2 separate regions of the Mus musculus genome follow, and region 1 is linked to region 2. A link is a loop called in an ENCODE intact Hi-C map of the cell type or tissue named here. Cell type or tissue: left cerebral cortex. All regions are shown on one strand. Each heading gives the region's core, and the rest is flanking DNA. Links, peaks and the distances in the headings are about the cores only.

What was found. A loop is a pair of places that touch in the nucleus more often than their neighbours do. Peaks named below come from ENCODE experiments on the same cell type or tissue, not always from the same donor. Only the 100,000 strongest peaks of a DNase experiment are listed, where the experiment ranks them.
Region 1: it touches region 2 in a loop (8-fold over the local background); 4 of 42 quality-filtered maps call a loop at or near these places.

Annotation. Positions count from the first base shown.
Region 1 is chrX:70,313,637-70,316,570 of GRCm38, reverse strand. No RefSeq gene overlaps it. Among named protein-coding and RNA genes, the nearest start is that of Ids, 50 kb to the left of the region's middle. In left cerebral cortex, for the core only: no CTCF peak of the experiment used is centred there; a DNase peak (open chromatin) is centred at 1,438.
Region 2 is chrX:68,949,258-68,952,191 of GRCm38, reverse strand. It overlaps the pseudogene n-R5s7. Among named protein-coding and RNA genes, the nearest start is that of Gm6812, 58 kb to the right of the region's middle. In left cerebral cortex, for the core only: a CTCF peak has its summit at 1,200 (motif pointing left); a DNase peak (open chromatin) is centred at 1,269.

The DNA.
Region 1 (2,934 bases), core at 344-2,843, 1.4 Mb before region 2:
TCCATCTTTGTCCCTGCATTTCTTTTAGACAGGACTAATTTAGGGTAAAAAACTTTGTAGGTAGGTTGATGTCCCCATTCTTCTACTCAGGATCCCATCTGGCTACTAGATGTGGTCTCTTCAGATTCCATATCCCCACTGTTGGGCATTTTGGCTAAGGTCACCCACATTGACTCCTGGAAGCACAGGCATGATAGAGAAAGGAGAGAATCCCAAAGGGCCAGGAGAATGAATGGATATATGTACTTGTGTGGGTCAGGGTGGGGGCATTCTCTAGGGAGTTCTGGAGACTCAGCCAGCTTTTTATATGGGTGCAAGGGATCTGAACTCAGGGTCTCATGCTTGCATGATAAGTCCTTTGCAAATGTGATCATCCTCTCAGCCACATTTAATTCACTGTGTAGCAGTCATGTTTGTTTTGTGTCTCTTCTACCCCTGTAGTAGAACTGTATGTGGGCAAAGTAGGAGAAATAGTCAAGGCTGGCAAATCAGGTATAAGTCCTGTTAAAGTATTATAGTCAAGGAGGCTGCAAGTCACCATTTGTCCCAACTTAGTAATACAAATGCTTTTAAAAAAGTGTATTTGTATTTCAGACCATGTTTCTAGCCACTTACCAAAACCCCATGTATTTGGTGGGCCCTAGTGGGTCCATATTTGAAGACTGAAGGTGGTTCACACAATGGAATAGCTTAGTACCTACTTCATGGCCCATGCTCTTTTTAAAACATTGGAATGTGAGGTTTACCTCGTGACTCCAATTGTTATTCACTCATGTAACATCAGATGGCAAAAGGACACCTTCCTACCATGATATGCAAATACAAGTGCTCTTTTCTGAGTTGTAATGGGGAAAGGTTATTTTGGAATGCAAGGGCATCTGGAAAAATCTATACTGCAGCAATGTCTGGGAAGGGAACTGCACTCTTGCTTTCATTGACTGGTAGGTGAGTGGGACATCTGGAAAGATGATAAAGTTCTTAGAACACTTATTACTTTCCTGTCAAAAGTTTGACAGTTGAGCTGAGGTTGAATATTTCCAACAATAAGAGCTAATGTTGTAAACTAATGAGTGGTCTTGGGAAAGGAGCGTCCATGGCACAGAGCACAGTCCCTGGGCCAATGCCTTCTACACTTATTCCTTAGACTGGCCTTACACCCCATAAATCTGTCAGTCATTTCAAATAAAGATTCGGTTTGTATTGGGCAAACCATTTGCAGCATTTGGTATGAGCTATTTGCCAAGCATTATGACAATGAAGCCTGGAACTCATATTGAAATAAGGCATGGTGATGAGGTTTTATCTTAACTGATTATTTCTTTGCTACCTCTAATGCTGCACACCTATTAAAAATCCAGCGTCACATTTCCTTCAGTTTAGAGAATTGAAGTTGAATCTTCTCATTTGGGTTGCCATCTGGTGTGCTACTAACAGTCTCAGAGAGTAAGAGGCCATCTGTTAATACTTTTTCCAGGAAGCTTTTTATAGTGCAGTGAAGTGGCAACTCTCAAAAACACATTGTAATGACTTACATGATCTTAGATATACATACAAGTTGAGGCTAGTATTTTATTTCTATATACATAACTTTTTCCCATTGTGGGGACAGAAGAATCAAGAAATATTTGCATGCACAAAAGCTTCTCTCTAATACATAAAGGGCCATAAATGTATGGACTTTATGATATTAAAAACCAAGATTGTAAGTACACACTGAGAAATGATGATGTTGGCAGTCCCAGGTACTTAGCAGAAAACCCCATTTATCATTCTTGCTGCATGCCTCAGCCAGGTTGCAAGAATTCTGTTCCCAGTTATTCTTCATAATGCTGGACCCTTTGTCCTTGCTCGTGCTACCATGACTACAGTGGTAAATCCTCCTCCCTACTTCCTTACATATCTCATCAGCCAAAGGAAGGACTTGGCCAAACTAAGAAGGAAGGTTAAAGTTAACTTCTTCCTATTGTTTGTGAGATTTCAACAGTACTCTATGTATTCTCCTAAAGGGGAAGACCCGGAATGTGTGTTCTGGCTTCTCTGTTACAAACTGTTTTAAAATGTTTTATCATAGAAAGCAATCAGTTTCATCATGGCATCTTCATACATGTGTCACTCACTATACTTTTTTTCTTTTTCCTTCCTACATTATCCTCTTCTGTGACCCTCTCCTGCTGCTTCTGTGCCCTCCCCCAATTAGGCCATGCATTTATTGCATTATTTCTGTTTCCCAACTACCTTAAAAACTCCCCATCACTTCTCATAAAACTAGAAAAGATCCCTTAACATAACACACACACACACACACACACACACACACACACACACATACACACACACACACACACACACACACACACACACACACCCCTTGAGAAATTAATCAATCCTATTTGTCAATTCTTAGGATTGCTTCCTGTGCTATTGGAGTCAACTCAGAAAAACCACTGACTGTGTCAAAGTGTATTTCTGGTTTTCTTTCAGAGTCTTACAATTTAAAAGTCTCAGTACTATTCCCTGGTGCTGTAGTGGCTAGGATTCAGCCCTTAACATGTTTTAGGATCTACATTGAGATTGTTGATCCATGTTGAATTTTTGTGTGTGTGTGTGTGTGTTTGTGGTAAGCAATATGTGTCTAGTTCAGTTAGTAAACATGTGGAAATCAAGTTTTCCCAGCACTATTGTAGGTTTTTGAGACTTTGTCTAACCAAGGTGACTGTAGGTGTGTGGGATTATATATATCTATATTTCTTATTTCTAATTAGCTGGTCTACTGGTCTTTTTTGTACCAGTGCCATGATGTTTTTGTTGATATGATTCTAGAATATAGTTTGAGATCAAATACTCTGATACCTCCAGCATTGTTCTTTCTGCTGAAGATTGCTTTGGCTAATTGCAGTCTTTTGTATTTTAAGATTGTTGGTTTCAGCTCTATGA
Region 2 (2,934 bases), core at 210-2,709:
TGCTCCTCTAACATGGGATACTGCTTCCAGTCTCTCACTGAGGCAACTGAGTGATGAGGATATGGAGAAAAGAAGTGTTTCCCCAAGAAGAGTGACGGAGTGTTCTTTACATTCTCTAACTGAGGAGAGGGCAAGGGAAAGAGACTTTTAAAATAACATTTTAAGAAAACTTGAACTGGGAAACAGACTGAGGAGGGAAAGTACATTTCTTAGTGGATAGGGGAGACTCTGCCAAACATTAAAGCTATCCTCCAACCTTGGCTTCACTTATTATATTTGCAGCTTCTCGTCTTCCTGGATATAAAGCAAAGTTTCTCCCCTGTGCTTGTGATTATGCTGTCAGCAAAATGATCAATCATGCTATCACCAATTTTGCATCATGACTCCACATCAGGGTGAAATCAGAGCATAAAATGGCTGTGGGGGATGAATTTGTTTAAATATAGCTAGTTTGGAAAACCAGCAAAATGGTAAGAAAAATGATGGAAAACATATGAAGTGTAAATGCATCTATCTTTAAGGCAGATCCATTTCAAAGCTTTCCACAGCATGAAAGCCATTGTGTGATGCATCTGAGTGTTTAGACTAGTAAAATACTGTAATCAGGTTGCAACTAAAAGCCAATATTTCACTCTCTCAGCTATGGGCACTGGTTTGTACTTACTGCATGTTTCCTAAGTATCTAAATACACTGAGGGCTACTTAGAAAATGAAGTTTGATTTTATATTTACAACCAGGAAAATGTTTTAAGGAAATTAAACTGCCACAAATTCCAAGACCAAAAAAGGGAATCAAGAAGAAGCTTGGTAATATGTAGCCAAATGCTAAAGGTATTTTGGAATGTTTGGAGACTGACTTAGATATAAGAGTGAAATATGAGAATGATCTCTATGATAAGAATATTCCAGCAGTGGTTTGGAAACAAGTTATTCAAGGAAAAGGAAAACAAACATAGGTTCTAATTCACAACTGAGCTGTTTCAATGCCTACTTCTTTGCAATATAGATATTTCATTTAAATGCAGGTTTTGAATAACTGCTCTAAAAAGATTCAACTGTTAAAAATGATCTACTATTACAAGAGTTTCTCATTCTCATTTAAAATCAATCATTGTAAGTCTGCCTTTGTAGTAGAATCATGATACCATCCTTTCTTCATGCAGAGCCTTCTATTAATTCTAATGTTATAGTGCCCTCTACTGGTAATAAATGAGGTAAACACTCCTTAGCTAGGAAAAGGCCTAATTAACTTCTCTTCCTGGGCTGGCAATCAAGTTTATTACAACATCTCGCCAATGCACAGCACAGCAATGGGAAGCTGAGGTACATCAAGAAACACACTCCTCTAAGGAGGTCTTAACACCACCTTTGCAATGAGCCACTGTATTGGGCACACTCAGAGAAAAGCCCTTAATTACACAACAGGAACACTTGGGCTAGCTTTTATTATTATTATTATTATTATTATTATTATTATTATTATTATTACTATTAGGTATTTTCCTCGTTTACATTTTCAATGCTATCCCAAAAGTCCCCCATACCCACCCCCCCTAATCCCCTACCCACCCACTTCCCCTTTTTGGCCCTGGGGTTCCCCTGTACTGGGGCATATAAAGTTTGCAAGTTCAATGGGCCTCTCTTTGCAGTGATGGCCGACTAGGCCATCTTTTGATACATATGCAGCTAGAGACAAGAGCTCCGGGGTACTGCTTAGTTCATATTGTTGTTCCACCTATAGATCCCTTTAGCTCCTTGGGTAATTTCTCTAGCTCCTCCATTGGGGGCCGTGTGACCCATCCAATAGCTGACTGTGATCATCCACTTCTGTGTTTGCTAGTTGGGCTAGCTTTAAGGTCAAATATGTGTGTGTGTGTGTGTGTGTGTGTGTGTGTGTGTGTATGCATATGTGTATATATGTATATATATATATTATGTATATATATGTATTGTATATATGTATATGTGTATATGTGTATTATGTATATATATGTATATGTGTATATGTGTATGTATGTATATGTATATATGTGTGTATATGTATATATGTGTTTATATGTATGTATGTGTATATGTGTGTGTATATATGTGTATATGTGTGTATATATGTGTATGTGTGTGTATAATATATATATACATATAGTATTACATAAACAATGGAGAGTTGGATTAGAATCTTGTCTCTAAATTAAAATAGTCATGTGAATATTAACGAGATATAGTACCATACAAAGTTTTCTTTTATACCTTTTTTCATTTTTCTTTTTTTCTTTTTCTGCCAGTAAAAAAGGAACCATGGTGCCTAGCTTGCCTATACCATTTGGGCTCTTGTAAGAAATGAAATTGTAGAACTGGAGAGACGGTTCAATAGTTAAAAGGACTATCTACTCTTCCAGAGGTCCTGAGTTCAATTCTCAGCAATCACATGGTGGCTCACAACCATCTGCAATGGGAACTGATATCTTCTTCTGGCATGCAGATATACATACATTAAAAAATAAATGATAGTCTATGGCCATACCACCCTGAATGCACCAGATCTCGTCTGATCTCAGAAGCTAAGCAGGATCAGGCCTGGTTGTTAGACTTGGATGGGAGACTGCCTGCGAATACCTGGAGTTGTAGGCTTTAAAATTAATTAATTAATTAATTAATTAATCATAAAAAGTAAAGATATAGTGATAAAAGGAAATGAAATTTTGGATAAGATAAACATTTATAAAAATTATTTTAAATGCTTGTTTGGAAGTTATAGCAGGGTGGAAAGTGTTGGGACAAATAAGGGGTGGAATGAGATTGTGTCTCCCAGGGAATCTACATCTCTGAAATCCATCTCAAGAACATGCTGCCTAAATAAAACCTCAACAAGGATGGTACCAAAAGATACGCTAACATAAAAAGAGAAATTTTCATGAGTGCCCCAACTCTAGATAA